Regions from separate parts of the Homo sapiens genome. Here region 2 is linked to region 1. A link is a loop called in an ENCODE intact Hi-C map of the cell type or tissue named here. Cell type or tissue: HepG2. All regions are shown on one strand. Links, peaks and the distances in the headings refer to the core of each region. The heading gives the core; the rest is flanking DNA.

Region 1 (8,322 bases), core at 149-8,148:
CTGGGCTAAGACCTAGGGCCGGCTCCTCCTGGAGGATCCAGGGCAGAATCTGTTCCTCGCCTTTCTCAGCTTCCAGGGGCTGTCCTCATTTCTAGGCCCATGGGCCCTTCCTCCCTCTTCAAAGCCAATGACGTTGGATCAGGTCCTCACTGCCACACTTCTGGCTGCTAGTTCCCTTTTAAGAACACTGTGAGGACTCTGGGCCTGCGGGATCCCCCAGGATCTCCTCCTTAGGTTAAGGGTGGTGTTCACCAATCCAGTTCCACCTGCAACCCCAACTCCCCTCTGCATGTGATATGATGCACTCACGGCGAATAGGGCTAGGGTGGAGGCATCTTGGTGGAATGGTGGGGTCTTCACTCTGCCTGCCACACAGGAAACAGGTGGCATCCAGGACATTCCAAGCCCCCACGCTTCCTAGAATAAGACCCAAACTCTACCCAGGGCCATGATGGCACTGCAAGGTTACAGGCCCGATGGCCCCTCTGCCCCAACCTGGGTCCCTGGGGGACTGGAAGGAGCCGAGCTCTTCCCCACTCAGGTCTCCTTTCCGCTGTCCTCTGTGGGGGCTCTGCTGCTCCTCCTCCGGTTTCAGGCCTCGCTCCTCCCACTGTCCCTCTCAGGTGTGCTCCCCGCTGGGGCTTCTCCCGTGGCCTCTGCTCCGTTGCAGTTCCCATCGCCTGGTTTACTGCCCCCTTTCCTGGATTATGTGCTCCCTCCCAGAGGCATCAACCACACCTGCCTGTCTCTCACCATGCTGTGCCAAGCACAGACGTCAGCCTGACCAGCACGGAACAGGCCACCAGACCGTAAAATCCATGGCAACAATCACACCACGCATTTCAATGGCCCATTCGAAATTTCCCCAGTGTAATCAGGCCATCTTGGCATGCGTCTGGCGGCAGAGACCAGGGAGGTTTGCAGCCGACACTCTCCACATATCAAGCTGAAGTGCCCGTGTCTCGGCGCAGGCTCTGTCGTCCGCCCGTCACACCGTGGCTTATCTTTTCGTGTGTCTTCTGGGTTGAGTTCATCAGTGCAGAGGCTAAGACTGGTCTGGTCTCCATGGAGTATCTAACCCTGTGCCTGGTCATAGCAGGGATTCAATAAGGCACGTGTGCGGAATGGATGAATGAGCGGATGAATGAACAGAAGGAGCGAGCTGATTTACAAAGAGTGGTAGGGAGGGGCCAGGGGAGCTTCCATTCTCTGAACTCATGGAAATGCATGAAATTGCCCGGAGCATCCACAGCCAGAAGCTGAAACTGCAACCTCTTCCCATGAGATCTGCGTTTCCTGGGGCCTGTGGCCATCCTGGCCTCCCGTTCACGCACGCTGTAGGAGAGGCAGCCAGGCAGAGCGAGTCCCAGCCCGGTTGCCTGGGCTTGTTCCCAGGCCTAAGGAGCCAGCTTCCCACACTGTGCTCCAGGATCCCATCAGCTGCCGCAGCATCAAAGCCAGGTCCAGCCCCTGCAGCTAAAGTTGCTGGAGGCAGACACACATTCCTGGGTGTTTTGGCAGTAAGACTTCCCGGCAGAGGGCAGGGAAGGAATCTGGGAGGTGCCGCCTTTCTTATGAGGACACATTCTGAACCAAACTACACAGAAGCTGTCCCCCAGGCTGAGGCCCAGCCCTGGTTGGATGGCAGGGGCTGTGGGCACTGTCGGGGTCGGTGGGGCGGGGGGGTGCCCTGTGATGGACTGTGGAGCCACACTGCCCCCTGCCGTTAGTTCTGAGTGACGCTGTTCATTCTTCCCACCCAAATATTCTCCCAAATGTCCGCAGCCCTAGAGAGCTCGACCTCCAATCCTTGCTTTGCTCACACTCAGCCCCTTCAGCACTTCAGGAAGGCAGGGATTTGAACAACTGAACTCAAGGCATTTGGCAGGGGCCAGTTTTGCTAAGAAAAGAAAAGAAAATGCCTCTTTTATTGTTGCAATGCCCCAGACAAAGGCAGAGAACAGTTCATGTCACCCTCAGGAATACCTAAGGATACTGAGCACATGTCTAAATGGGATGAGAGGTGGGCGTCGGGAGTTCTACCGCCTGCCCCCTTTATTCCCTGAGAAGGGGCGTTGCCTTGTCTTCAGGATCTGTGTTTCTGGATGTCCACAGCAGACTGCATGACCTCCTTCTTAGGCAGATGTGGCAGGTGTGGCTACACCAGTCAAGACGGGGGAGAGAGCTCCCTCCTCTGGAAGCTTCAGTTCTGAGCCCAGGTGTTTGTCCTGCACTCAGGATATGCTGGTTTCTAGCAAACAGGAATCACAGAGAGACACTTACCTTCCGGTTGATGTGAGCGGTCATGAGTGCATGTCGGTGCATCTTCACAATGCAGAGAACCAGACCAGTCCACGCATAATATGTGGTGGCAGAGCCCCCACTGCCATGCATAACATGTATGTGGTGGAGCCCCAGCTGCCATGTGTAACTGATGTGATGGAGCCCCAGCTGCTGGGCTGCACCTCACAGTCTTGAGGAACTGGCACTTGTTGCCAAAGCTGGAGAGAAGGTGCCATGCCCAGGGCCTCCATCTTGCCTGTGGCCATTGCACCTTCCGCCTTACACTGAGACTCCCAACCCCCTTTGCACAGGACGCAGAGTGCCTCCAGATGTGATTGAAAAATTAAGGTGATATAAAACACAGTGCAATAAAACACACCGTCGTATACACTTAAGGCACAAGTGGAATCCTGAGGCAGAAGGACACCCATTGAGCACCCTCGAGAGGTCGCTCCTTGGGCTTCAACACCAGCACAGGAGGCTGTTCAGAAGGGGAAGCCCAGAAGGAAAGAAAGGGATGAAGCTGCTGTATCTGAGAGAATGGCATCTAAAAGGTGAGTGAGAATTCTGAGTCTTCTCTTTTTAAACAACTCTCTGGATGTGGTGTGGGCTTCAGTGGTTGCACCTGTTTGCTCAGGAGTATGTTCTGTATGGGAGGTGGAGGCTGTCTGCAGTGGTCAGCTGAGCCTTGGCTACCCACAAACGCTGCAAGGGCGGATTCCCTGGGAGAGGAGGGAAGACATTGTCTTGTAAGTCATGCTTTTGTAATACTCACTAAACAAAGATAATTAGACAAATATAAACAAAAGTAAACAGACAGGCCTCGGAGAAGTTTCTGAGATGTCCCAGCAGACATCCATCCTGGCAAAGCTAACAGGGACTGTCCAGCTCTCACGACCTGGAATTACACTTAAGACCTTTCTTCTTGAGGTGGCTCACCTACAACAACTTACTTTTGTATAATTTATAATTTATTGCATGCACCTTAATTCCCTCCTTAACTCATGAACCCCATTCTCATTTTTTCTCTTTGCTCCTGGCTTACTGCCCCCATCCTGTTATCTCTCCTTTTTTACTTTCTTTTCTTTTTCTTTCTTTTTTTCTTTTTGAGACGGAGTTTCGCTCTTGTTGCCCAGGCTGCAGTGCAATGGCGCGATCTCGGCTCACCGCAACCTCCCCCTCCCGGGTTCAAGTGATTCTTCAGCCTCAGCCTCCCAAGTAGCTGGGATTACAGGCGCACACCAGCACACTCAGCCAATTTTTTTGTATGTTTAATAGAGACCAGGTTTACTTTGTTGGCCAGACTGGTCTCGAACTCCTGACCTCCTGATCCAGCCGCCTCGGCCTCCCAAAGTGCTGGGATTAAAGGCGTGAGCCACCGCGCCCGGCCTCCTTTTTTACTTTCTAATGACCCTTTATATTGCACAAGACTGTTAACATCCTCCCATGAGGAGTTCTCAGCGCATTCCTGTAATTTGGACCATGAAACAGGGAATCAATCCTTTTTAGAAAGCAGAGGATTTAAATCACCTGAAGTCCTTGTGTTCCTTCTACCATTGACAATCGCCTCTAAGAAAGTAACAATCAAACTCCCCAAGCACCCCCCAGACTTTCTCAATACACAACTGTGGCGGTTGGTCTGGACCTTCTATCTGCTAGGGGACCGAGGACCTAGGGGACTGGACACGTAGACGTGTACCACACTGTCCCCTGCTGGCTGAAAGTGCTATGTCTCCCCTTTCTGCTCTCACTGCCCTGCTTCCTAGCAGCCGGCGTTGGCTGGACAGGGCTGTACACCTAAATCTTTAACAGCTCAAGAAAATGTCTTACTCCATAAAAGAAGGTTAGATTGCAATCGCAAGAGGCTCTTCAACTTATTCCCAGGTCTTTAGGGCAGTAAGTGCGATTGCACAGGCAATAAGCAGAGCTTGTTCTAGCATATGAAACACCTGACAAACTGCCTCCTATCGGCAGGCATTTGGGGACCCGTTACTACACCCTCCATGCTGCACGAGGCCAGACAGGGGCCTCAACAGCCTGAAGACAGTCCTTCTCCTTCAATGGCTCGACAGCCTTCCGCCCACCAAGTGCAGCACACAGATCTGCTTCTACCAGTTGCAGGAGACTGGAAGATTAACGAGATTTGTTCCCCAACGGTCGTCAACCCAAAGCTTTTGTGGGCCATGAATGCTGTCGTGTCCTGCGTGAAACTCTTATCCTGTTAGACCCTGCCCAGTGTACTGCATCTGATATGGACCACACCTGTTTCACATGCTGTATCTGAGTGGAGAGAGAAGAGGAATGGGAATTTTGTTTCTTGCCTGCCCCCTCCCTTCCAGGCCATCTTAACTGGAGACACATTAATTAACTGCCTCTCTTAGAGTGGCCCCATTCTAGGCCTGGTACCCAAATGTGAACACCATGAAGAAGCCTCTTTGGGAACGTGCACCTTAAGTCTTCCAGGCCGGGCAAGGTGAAATCTTTCTTCTGTGTGGGGTCCTTGAAGGGTGCCAAGGTGAGTCCCCTCCTTCCTACCTTGTCAAGCCTGTTAGGAAACCTGAACCCAGGCAACAGCACTGCCTGACAAAAACATGTTGGGGCCACAGACAGCAGCTACGGCGGCAGTGCTGCACTTCCTAGGAGCCACCTTTAAAAAAAGTAAAAAGAGGCCAGGTGCGGTGTCTCACACCTATAATCCCAGCACTTTGGGAGGCCGAGGCCGGTGGATCATTTGAGGTCAGGAGTTCGAGATCAGCCTGGCCAACATGGTGAAATCCAGTCTTGCCTAAAAATACAAAAATTAGCTGGGCGTGGTGGTGCGCGCCTGTAATACCAGCTACTTGGGAGGCAGAGGTGGGAAAATCATTTGAACCTGGGAGGTAGAGGTTGTTGCAGTGAGCTGAGATTGCACCACTGCACTCCAGCCTGAGAGACAGAGTGAGACTCCATCTAAAAAAAAAAGTAAAAAGAAACGAGTAAAATTAACTTGAATGATGTATTTTATTTAACCGTATATATCCAAAATATCATGATCTCAACATGTAACAATATAGAAACTATTAATGAGACATTTGACGGCCTTTGTTCTGCACTAAGCCTTTAGAAGCCAGTGTGCACCTCACACCGAAGGCACATTTCCATCAGACCAGCCACGTCTCACATACAAGGTGCCACAAGAGGCTCGTGGCCCAGGATCTGGCAGCACAGCCATGCTCTGGGCCTGGCTGGGCCACGTTCTCTCTTCCTGACCTAGAAAGACAACCACTCCACCAAGGAATAACAGGTGCCCAGAAAAATAGTTCTGGATAGAAACGGCCATGAAATTTACCATCATATCCTTCTCCCCATATTTAAATCCTATACCATTGCATGAAGCTCACCTTTGTGCTGAAAAAAGGAATAAATGACTTTAACTCAGATCTTCCAGATATTCATCCCAGTGTTCCTTTTTTTCCCAGTATATTACAGTGTGGACCAGCATCGAGAGACCAGAGTTCTAGAACCCACGGTGGGACTTAGAGTGAGTTGCTTCTGCCTGGCTGGTTTCAACATCAGTCATTGAGCATGTTGGACTAGCTCAGTGATATGGTTTGGATCTGTGTCCTGCCCAAATCTCATGTTGAATTGTAATCCCAGTGTTGGAGGTGGGGCCTGGTGGGAGGTGATTGGATCGAGAGGGTGGTTTCCCATGAAAGGGTTAGCAACATCCCCAAGTGCTGCTCTCGTGACAGAGTTCTCCTGAGATCTGGTTGTTTAAAAGGGTGTGGCACCTGCCCCTGCTCTCTCTTTCTCCTTCCCTGTCATGTGACGTACAGGGTCCCCTTTGCCTTCTGCCATGATTGTCAGTTTCCTGAGGCCTCCGCAGAAGCTGAGCAGAGGCTGCCATGCTTCCCGTACAGCCTGTGGAACCGTGAGCCCATGAAACCTCTTTTCTTTATAAACTATCCAGTCTCAGGTATTTCTTTATAGCAGTGCGAGCACGGACGGACACGCTCGGTTCTCCCTAGATACGCTCATGGCTCTTTGTCTTTGGTACATTAGTGGGCGTTAAAGAAAAGATCCTATGTTGGAACTCTGTCCTGAAAACCTCTGGCTTTGGTGTTTTCACTTCCTCAAGGACGTCTCAGACCCTGTGATGTGCTGGTATAAATTTCCCTACAGCAGAGAGCTGATACGAGGTGGTCCCCACCTTACTGAACCTGGAATGTTTTCTCACGGGGCACCTCTTCCCATTTTTTTTTTTTTTTTTGAGACGGAGTCTCGCTCTGTCACCAGGCTGGAGTGCAGTGACATGATCTCGGCTCACTGCAAGCTCCACCTCCTGGGTTCACGCCATTCTCCTGACTCAGCCTCCCAAGTAGCTGGGACTACAGGCGCCTGCCACCATGCTCAGCTATTTTTTTTTTTTTTTTTGTATTTTTAGTACAGATGGGATTTCACCATGTTAGCCGGGATAGTCTCGGTCTCCTGACCTTGTGATCTGCTTGTCTTGGCCTCCCAAAGTGCTGGGATTACAGGCATGAGCCAACCTCTTTCCCTCTTAAGGGACATTGGGTGTCATGGAACACAGGACAGGGACTCTGGACTAGCAGTTCTCCAAGACACGCTGCTCCTCTGACACCCTATGATCACAGGGCTTTAAAAGTAGGGGGTGACTGGGATCTCCTGCCAGACAGAATGCCAAAGTGTGTTAGGCCCCTAGGACTGCCATGGCAGAATATCAAACACGTTATAGCTTCAAACAACAATTAACAACTAGTATCTCATCATTCTAGAGGCCAAAATCCTAAAATCAGGGTGTTGGCAGGGTTGGTGCCTTCTCAGAGCTCCGAGGGAGAGACCACCCCTAGCCTCTCTCCCCGCTGGTGGTGGTAGCTGGCAGTCCCCAGCATTCTTGGTGTGTGGTTGCAGCCTTCCCGTCTCTGCCTGCCTCCTCACATGGCTGTCTGTCTCGCTGTGTCCTCTCTTCTTATGAGAACACCAGTCTTTGGATTCAAGGCCCATGTGGGTATTCCAGGATGATCTCCTCTCCAGGACTTTAAACAACTGCATCTGCGTAGACCCCATTTCCAAAACGGTCACATTATGAGGTTCTGGGTGGACACGAAATTTAGGGGAACACTATTTGATCCATGACAACAGGGAATCCTTATGTTTGAGAAAAGGCAAAATAGGACAGGCAGGACTGCCCTACCTTTGTCAATGTTGCTGTTTGCAAAAAGGGTCTCTTACACAGTCCTATTCTAGCCTGTTTTCCTGTGTCCTGGAAGAACAAAGGTACTTGCCAAGGCCGCTCTTCAGCCTTGCTGGACCCATGGTCCCTCCACAACCCATCTCGGTGTGTTGGGAGGAACTACAGGGGTGCAGATGAGGAAGGACCTGGGTCTCCTGCAGGCCTGGTGAGCCGACTAGTGCAGGGTGTGCCCCATCTCTCTTCTTTTGCTAATGTCACCACGTTCCACAGGATGTTGGCAGCAAGTACAGTACTGGCAGGGTAAAAGGGAAGGACTCCTGGGAACAGAAAGGGCCAGTAGGCTTTTTAATTTTACTTTATCTTTATTTATTTATTTTTTGAGACTGAGTCTTGCTTTGTCACCTAGGCTGGAGTGCAACGGCACAGTCTCAGCTGGCTGCAACAACCGCCTCTGGGGTTCAAGCGATTCTCCTGCCTCAGCCTCCCTAGCAGCTGGGATTACAGGTGCCCACCACCACGCCTGGCTAATTTTTGTATTTTTAGTAGAGACGGGGTTTCACCATCTTGGCCAGGCTGGTCTCAAACTCCTGACCTTAGGTGATCTGCCGGTCTTGGCCTCCCAAAGTGCTGGGATTACAGGCATGATCCACCACGTCTGGCCCCAGTTGGCTGTTTAAAAAGCAGTTCTCAGCGGGGCGCGGTGGCTCACGCCTGTAATCCCTGGCTCGTGGGCTGCCTCACTGCAGTCTCTGCCTCCACCTTCACGTGCCTTTCTCCTGTCTCTGTGTCTGTCGCTTCTCCGGAGTCTTTGGACTTAGCGCCCACCCTACTCAGGTCTGACCTCA
Region 2 (8,322 bases), core at 25-8,024, 130 kb after region 1:
CTTTGTGTGCGGTCAGTGCCTTGAGAAGAGTGAACTGTGCTGCCACCTCCGGAGCCGTGGAGAGCGCGGGGCTTGGGTAGCAGCTAGGACGATACAAGTTGGGACAAGGCCAGGTGCAATGGCTCACGCCTGTAATTCCAACACTTTGGGAGACCGAGGCAGGGGGATCACCTGAGGTCAGGAGTTCAAGACCAGCCTGGCCAACATGGTGAAACCCCATCTCTAATAAAACAGAAAAATTAACTGGACGGGGTGGTGGACGCCTGTAATCCCAGCTACTCGGGAGGCTGAGGCAGGAGAATCACTTGAACCTGGGAGGCGGAGGCTGCAGTGAGTGGAGATCAGACCACTGCACTTCAGCCTAGGTGACAGAGCGAGACTCCGTCTCAAAAAAAAGAAAAAAAAAGAAAGAAACTCATGGATAATCCTCCCTCTCGTGCAGTTCGCCTCTACGGACCAAACTTCATCCTTCAGGTGTACTCATCTCAGAGGAAGTCCTGGCACCCTGTGTGCCAAGACGACTGGAACGAGAACTACGGGCGGGCGGCCTGCAGGGACATGGGCTATAAGTGAGTATGGGGCAGCACCCGCCGAGTGACAGTAACAGACAGCAGAAACACGAGAAGACCCTCTCTCTGCCTCCCTGTGAAAGCACCGGCACATGAGTGCTGGGGACAATTGTCACCTTCCAAAAGCTGAGCCCTATAACCAGCAGGTGGAATTTGTCCTGCTAGGGCTGTGCCCAGCACACAGACCTTGGCTCACTGCCACCTTGCCCTGCCTCCTCCTTGGCCTCTATAGACTCCTGGTTGCTCGGGAGTGCCCAGTGCTGTGGTCATCTGGTCAGAGGGGTAGGCTGAGGGCGTTAGGTGCCTCTTTTTCCAAGGTGCCTCTCAGCCAGGGTCCATTCACCTCCCTGGGTAGAGGTTGGACCAGAACAGCTGGCGAGGAGGGTTGGGCTGGGGAGAGCAGCAGAGACAAATCCTGTGCCAGTTTCACTTCATTCGGGAGCCATGGAAGCCTTTTGAGCTGGGGAGAGAATCAATCAATCAGACTGATACTTAAAAAATGTCATTCCTGCTCGTAGCTCTGAGGGAAGGTGGGAAGGCTTAACAGGGTGTGTGTCGCCTGACAGTGATTCCTAACGGGGGTGGGGCGGTGGTTACCATTTACCAGCACTGCCTGGGGAGATGCGGCAGCCCTCAGGCATCGGGGGAGAGGGTGGTAGGATGCTACTGCCACTTTGTTTTCCATGGGAGGGTCCCCAGGTGATTTCTATGCAACTTTAGGGTATTCAATATGCCAGTTTTCAGAATGAATTACCACTCGGTGAGAAAGTTGGCATCTTAGCTAGTCACTGTGACATCCCTAAACAGCAGGGGTGAATTACACAGCAAAGCCCCCCCATCACAGTCCAGGAACCTGGTGGAATTGATAACTGGGGCCATGTTAACATCTGTACCTTTTATTAGATTAAATGTGTGTATGATTATACAATCCTATGTCCTTCTCATAGTTTCTTGATCCTAACCTGGATAAGAAACACGACCAATGAAGGAATTTTGTCTGACACTTTAGGGTTATTGAATCGAAAAATCGTTACAATATTCTAGCACTTGGTTAGAACGTGTGATTTTTTTTCCTAAATGCTAAGGTTTTTCCCTCTTATTCTGAATGTCGTATGAGCGGTATTATGACATAGTATAGGATTTGTGTTTGCTTATGCCTTAACCATTATCACAAATAAGGTTTTCTTTTTTAGGAATAATTTTTACTCTAGCCAAGGAATAGTGGATGACAGCGGATCCACCAGCTTTATGAAACTGAACACAAGTGCCGGCAATGTCGATATCTATAAAAAACTGTACCACAGGTATGCAGCAATTTCTTCTTGAAAAATTTTGGAATGAAATCAACTAGGAGACACCATGGGGAATCGTTGTCCTGAGTCTGATTTCTCTGAGCTGCAATACTCGGTCTGGATGGGTTTTGCATTGGGAGGAGATTAGAGTCTGACCAGGCCTGGTTACTCTAAGCAGCCCTTGGTTTATTCATAGGAAGTGGCTGAGGTTTCTCTGCTATTTCATTTTCAGCCTCTACCGTCTGCCCTTGTTGGTAGCGGCTCACACTTGCAACATCGACATTCAACTCTATTTAGTTTTCTTTCCTCTTCAGACATTTAGAGGTGTACCTATTTTGTCAGGGCGTGGTTCTAGGAATCCAAGATAATGTCTCAGTGTCCCAGCCAGGGTGACCGGCTCATTCCAGTTTGCCAGGGACTTCACTGGCTTGAGCAAGGGAAGTCCTGCTCCATTCCAGGCAGCTGGGCTGGCTGGTCCCGTTAGCCCCAACCCCGGGACAGCAGTGCCAGAGGGTGCTCTGTGAGGGATGGGCAGCATTCTGGCGGCCTGGGAATGAGTTGTGGTGTTTCCAGGGGGTAGAAGTGGGTACAAGCCACAGGTCACATGATGAGTGGCTGACCTGGCTGGGAGGGCAGAAGAGGGGATGGACTTAGGCTCTTCCTTTTGCTTTGCACATATTTAGGATGTTTGCAGACTTGCTATGATTGTTGCTGTTATGTGTTTTCTGATGTGAAAGATACACAGTGTCCTTTGCCCATGAGCTCTCCTTGCCTCCCAGGTCCCCAGGGCTTATGCCTGGTGTCTAGGCATCACCTCCCTGCCTGCCAGGTGCCAGGTGCTGCATTTCGGGGGAGGATGAACTAATCACCCCGCGCCACCTTTCCTCTGAGTGGGAGCCTGGGGCAGGTTTGCATTCCTGGAGGCCGCTGGTGGAGGGGTCTGGGGGCCTGACTTCCACTGCAGCCTGCTGTCCTGGGGAATGTGGCAGGGCAAGCCCAGTGGGGAGGGCTGTGCACGGCCAGGTGCACCCATCAAAACAGCAGGGCTGCGGTTTGTCCCTGTGGAGAAGCTAAACACAGCTGCCTGGGCACTTTGTAAATGCTGAGTGGTTCTTTGTCTTTCTGGGTTACACACGGAATCAGGGAGCCAAGTCCAGCCGGGCAGGGACGGGGGGAGGGGAGGAGGTGCTGCCGTCCCTTGGCAAGAGCCTTGGGAACTCACAAGGAGGCTGGAGGGCTTGGAAGAAAGAAGAGAAGGCCATTGTCTGGTAGGCTCTATTCTATCTCGGTGGTGGTGGTGGGGGGAGGCGCACTTCTTTTCCTCTTTCTGTGCAGCAGTTGCCCTTTGATGCCTGAGTTCTTGGCTTGTTTTCTGTCGGGCTTCTGTGAATAACCACATGTGCCCTGGCGCTGTGACCACACAGGGCTATCCCTACCGACCTTAGGATTCTTAGGAAATGTCTTCTCTTAAAGGGGACATGTCTTCACTTGGCCGTGTCAGTGCCCCAGAGCCAGAGTCCACCTGGAATGCACCTGTAGTCACTGAGAACCCGGGGGGTGTGCCTTAGTAAGAAGGTGTCAGGAAGGACCTATTATTGTAGGGCCTGGGCTCCTGCAAGGTGGTTTGGGGGTGGTTGGAGGAAGCAGAGATTTGCTCTGGATTGGATGCTGTCAGGAAGCAGGGGTAATTCTGTGAGGCTGCTTTATTATTTTTTTTCTAGGAGGAGGTTGGAATGAGGCTAGGCTAAAGCTGTGATTGGTAAAGAAACGTCCGTCGCTCAAGTTAGCCAGGACAGGAGGAGACATCAGATCGTGATTTTGTGGTTGTGAGCACAAGGTTCCTGTTCTGTCTGTTCAGACATCATTTCGGAGGAGGCTCCTTGTGTCTTGCCCCATCTCAGGCATGGAGGGGCCTAGTCCGATATTGACGCTCAGTGAAATAATTCAGGTTCCGCAGAGCACACGGCCCAGCTATCAGGGCGGGCCAGCTCTGCATGCCAGGGGCCGCGTCTTCCCTTCTCAGCATAGCCTGGGAAATTCACTGCAGGACAAAATGCATCAGTTACTTCCTCTTCATCCATAACCTGGGATGTTTGACTCCCAAATGAGTAACTCTTACGTTTCTTCTAATCCTAGGGAAACTATTGGTTATATTGCTTTCAACACTACAAATTTAAAGCAGTTATAGGAGCCCAGAGGTTTCCAAATGGCTTCCTTAAAAATTAGAAGATGATTTTAAATTCCAAGAGGAAAAACAAAACTAGCATTATTGTATACTTACCCTCACAACCGTCCTAGGAGCTGGTACAATTTTAAGAGAGGTTAAGTAACTTGCCCAAGGTCACACTGTGGGGATGTGAGCCGCGTACCTTGGCTCAGTGTCTGGTCTTTGCCACTGTCCCTATATGGATTTACTTACCTTATTGGAGTTGTAACTAGCAGACCCTTCTATGTCTCAGAAGACAGGAGAGGGAACATCGGAAGAAATGACTGATTTCTAAGCATGTGAGAGGCAGGTGACTCCGCACTATCGTGACCAGAATTTCCCCTGTTCTTTTTGCAGTGATGCCTGTTCTTCAAAAGCAGTGGTTTCTTTACGCTGTATAGGTAAGTTCATCTGGAGTCCCCCTTTTGATACTTCTAACTAGGAAAAGCTCTCTACTTTCAGAACAGTACTCCCTGTGTCTCTGGGGGCGTGGGAGGGAAGAAGGTGGGGTCACGGGTTGGAATGTGCCCAGCGGCGTCTCGCTCTTTCCAAGGAGCTCCTGGTTTAGATTTCCATGGCCTGTAGACACCTTCAGCCTTGGGTCCAAGGGACACCCCCTGAGATCAGGCACGCTCAAGAAGCTGACAAAGCCCTACACTTTATGCCACCCATGAGCTGGAGGCCCGGCAGGTCTCTTTCTCCAGAAAGCAAAGGGGGGTGGCGTTAGTGAGCCCTGGCAGCCACCTAACGTGGACTTGGAGCATCTGCGGGGCTGTGGTCCAGCACCACCGTGTGGCCACCAGGTGCTCATCAGCCAGTGGGACCCGGGAGGAGGGACAAGACCAGAGAACAACAGTGCTCTTGCCTCTTCTCTCCTGAATTTTGGACGGTGGCTTAGACTTGGGTGTCCCCATCTCTGTGTTTAGAGTGCTTACAGTTTCCAAACTGTTTGCAAATGTGGAAGCCACCGTCCCTCTCCTCTGGGATGGCCCAGTGCTGTCGTGGGGCCGTGGTCCTGAGCTCAGCTTTTCATTTGAAGAGGTGGAAGGAGCTGACACCGTCCCATCCCGGCAGGGCTGGCTCAGGTCTTCTTTAGGTCCTGAGTGGGGGTCCAGCACAGCCCCAAGGGTGCGTGGCACCCGCCCTGCCCTCTGCCCATGCACTCATCTCCTGGTGGAGAAGACACTCACACACAGGAAGCAGGGAAGGCAGCAGACCTCACTCACCCCTCACCCCCTCACTCACCCCCTACTCACCCCCTCAACCTCTCATTCACCACCCACCCCCTCGCCCCCTCACTCACCCCCTCACTCCCTCAACCCTCACTCACCTCCTCACTCCCTCAACCCTCACTCACCTCCTCACCTCCTCACTCTCCCCCTCATCCCTCCCTCACCCCACCCCGTCACCTCCTCACTCACCTCCTCACCCCCTCACTCACCCTTCACCCCCTCACTCACCACCTCACCTCCTCACTCACCCCCTACTCAACCCCTCATTCACCCCTCACCCCCTCACTCACCCCTGCACCCCCTCACTCACCCCTTCATCCACTCACCCACCTGCTCACCTCCTCACTCAACCCCTCACCCCCTCACTAATCCCTCACTCCCTCACCCCCTCACGCCCTCACTCACACCTTCACCTCCTCACTCACCCCCTCACCCCCTCAACCCCTTACTTACCCCCTCACTCATCCCTTCACCCCTCACTCACCCCCTCTCTCACCCATTCACCCCCTCACTCATGCCTTCACCCCCTCACTCACCTCCTCACTCACACCTTCACCCCTCAGTCACCCCCTCACTCACCCCTTCACCCCCTCAATCATGCCTTCACTCCCTCACTCACCCCTTCACCCTCTGAATTACTCCCTCATCCCCTCACTCACCCCCTCACTCACCCCTTCACCCCCTCACCCACCACCTCACCCACCCCTCACCCACCCCCTCACCTCCTTACCCCTCACCCCCCTCACTCACCCCTCACCCCCTCACTCACCACCTCACCCACCCCTCACCCACCCCCTCACTCACTCCCTCATCCCCTCACTCACCCCCTCACCCCCTCACTCACCCCCTCACCCACCCCTCACCCACCCCCTCACCCCCTCACTCACCCCTTCACCCCCTCACTCACCCCCTCACTCACCCCTTCACCCCCTCACTCACCACCTCACCCACCCCTCACCCACCCCCTCACTCACTCCCTCACCCCCTCACTCACCCCCTCACCCCCTCACTCACCCCCTCATCTCCTCACTCACCCCCTCACCTCCTCACTCACCCGCTCACCTCCTCACTCACCCCCTCGCCCCCTCACTCACCCCTCACCCCCTCACCCCCTCACTCACCCCTCACCCCCTCGCCCCCTCACTCACCCCCTCGCCCCCTCACTCACCCCTCACCCCCTCACCCCCTCACTCATCCCCTCACCTCCTCACTCACCCCCTCACCTCCTCACTCACCCCCTCACCTCCTCACTCACCCCCTCACCTCCTCACCCACCCCCTCACTCACTCCCTCACCCCCTCACCCCCTCACTCACCCCCTCACCTCCTCACTCACCCCCTCACCTCCTCACCCACCCCCTCACTCACTCCCTCACCCCCTCACCCCCTCACTCACCCCCTCACCTCCTCACTCACCCCCTCACCTCCTCACTCACCCCCTCACCTCCTCACTCATGCCCTCACCCCCTCACTCACCCTTTCACCTCCTTGCTCATCCCCTCACTTACCCCCTCACTTCGTCAATCACCCCCCCACCTCGTCAATCACCCCCTCACCTTTTCACTCACCCCCTCACTCACCCCCTTACTTCCTCACTTACCTCCTCACCCCCCACTCACCCCCTCACCCCCCACTCACCCCCTCACCCCACACTCACCCCCTCACCCCCCACTCACCCCCTCACCCCTCTCACCTCCTCACTCACCCCCTCACCTCCTCACTTATCCCCTCACCCCCTCAATTACCCCCTCACCCCCTCAATTACTCCCTCATCCTTTCAATTACCCACTCACCCCCTCACCTCCTCACTCCTCACTCACTCCCTCACTCACCCCTTCACCTTCTCACTCACCTCCTCGTCTCCTCACCCCCTCACTCACTTCCAGCCCTGCCCCTCCCATCTTCCTTTTCTTTGTGTGAGAATCTGGGGTCCCTGAGTGGTGTCAGTCCCTCCAAGACTCAAGGAGTCCCCAGGGCCTTGTTATCCAGAACACCCCCACCTGGGTCCCGGGAGACCCCATGGGATCACAGGAGTGTTCAGGGAAGTGGTGCTTCCTGGGTCTGGGTGGGCTGGAGGGGCATCCTCCCTTCCCCAAGAGGAGACCCCCAGGAGCCCCCTAAGTCCATCCCCAGCAGTGGTGCCCCTGCCCTGTCCTTGCAGCCTGGGAGACCCTTGGGAGGGGCGGGCGCTGGGTGGCTGGGCGGCTTCTGCTGGTCTCACCCCACTGGCCTCCTGTTTGTCATCCTCAGCCTGCGGGGTCAACTTGAACTCAAGCCGCCAGAGCAGGATTGTGGGCGGCGAGAGCGCGCTCCCGGGGGCCTGGCCCTGGCAGGTCAGCCTGCACGTCCAGAACGTCCACGTGTGCGGAGGCTCCATCATCACCCCCGAGTGGATCGTGACAGCCGCCCACTGCGTGGAAAAGTATGCCAGGGGCGGCGCGGGCCGGGTGGGGGCTCAGGGCTGGCCTACAGCCACCCTGTGACCTTGAGCAGGTCTCAACCCTTGCAGCCCCGGCATCCTTGTGTTTAAATGGGGAGAGTATTGCACCTGCTTCCTAGGGCTGTGAGACATCAAGTGCGCTCATGCCAGGCAGTGCATGGCTGTATGCACTGAGTGTCCCCTGCACGCAGGGCACAGGGTGCAGGTGGAACATTCTCCACGATGTCGCCGTGACCAGCGTTCCTTCCAGCCACTGTCCTCTGAGCTCTGTCCTGCCCTTGAGCAAAGCCCCTGCCCCCTGAGGTATCCTGTCTCCGGGACGCTAGTCCCAGGAGAGGGCACACTCAGACAGGCTTCAGGCTGCCCTGCTGGAAGGTCCCTGGGGTTAAGCGTTCTTGGCCACAGCATTGCTCATGCAGAGGGTTAGGTAGGGGTGAGGCTAGCCGTGACAGTATTAGCATTTATGGACGCTACCACCCCCTCCCCTTTTCCTTAAACACATAGTGCTTTTGGTCACATGCTGCTTTGGAGGAGGCCTCACTTGGCGGATGTATTTTTCTGCCTTAGAGAGAGGCTGAACTGGG

The links. A loop is a pair of places that touch in the nucleus more often than their neighbours do. Peaks named below come from ENCODE experiments on the same cell type or tissue, not always from the same donor. Only the 100,000 strongest peaks of a DNase experiment are listed, where the experiment ranks them.
Region 2: a loop joins it to region 1, with 6 times the contacts of the local background. A loop is called at or near these places in 5 of 110 quality-filtered maps.

The regions. Positions count from the first base shown.
Region 1 is chr21:41,606,230-41,614,551 of GRCh38, reverse strand. No RefSeq gene overlaps it. Among named protein-coding and RNA genes, the nearest start is that of PCSEAT, 30 kb to the right of the region's middle. RefSeq lists enhancers at 1,284-1,947, 3,789-4,083. In HepG2, for the core only: CTCF peaks have their summits at 1,728 (motif pointing left), 2,186 (motif pointing left) and 3,995 (motif pointing left); DNase peaks (open chromatin) are centred at 2,191 and 3,971; H3K27me3 peaks cover 2,231 bases.
Region 2 is chr21:41,472,723-41,481,044 of GRCh38, reverse strand. It overlaps TMPRSS2 (transmembrane serine protease 2), which reads left to right. Exons shown (of 14, transcript NM_005656.4): 6 at 443-569; 7 at 1,763-1,873; 8 at 4,425-4,468; 9 at 7,549-7,720. Among named protein-coding and RNA genes, the nearest start is that of TMPRSS2, 31 kb to the left of the region's middle. RefSeq lists enhancers at 317-817, 818-1,318. In HepG2, for the core only: a CTCF peak has its summit at 4,845 (motif pointing left); a DNase peak (open chromatin) is centred at 4,844.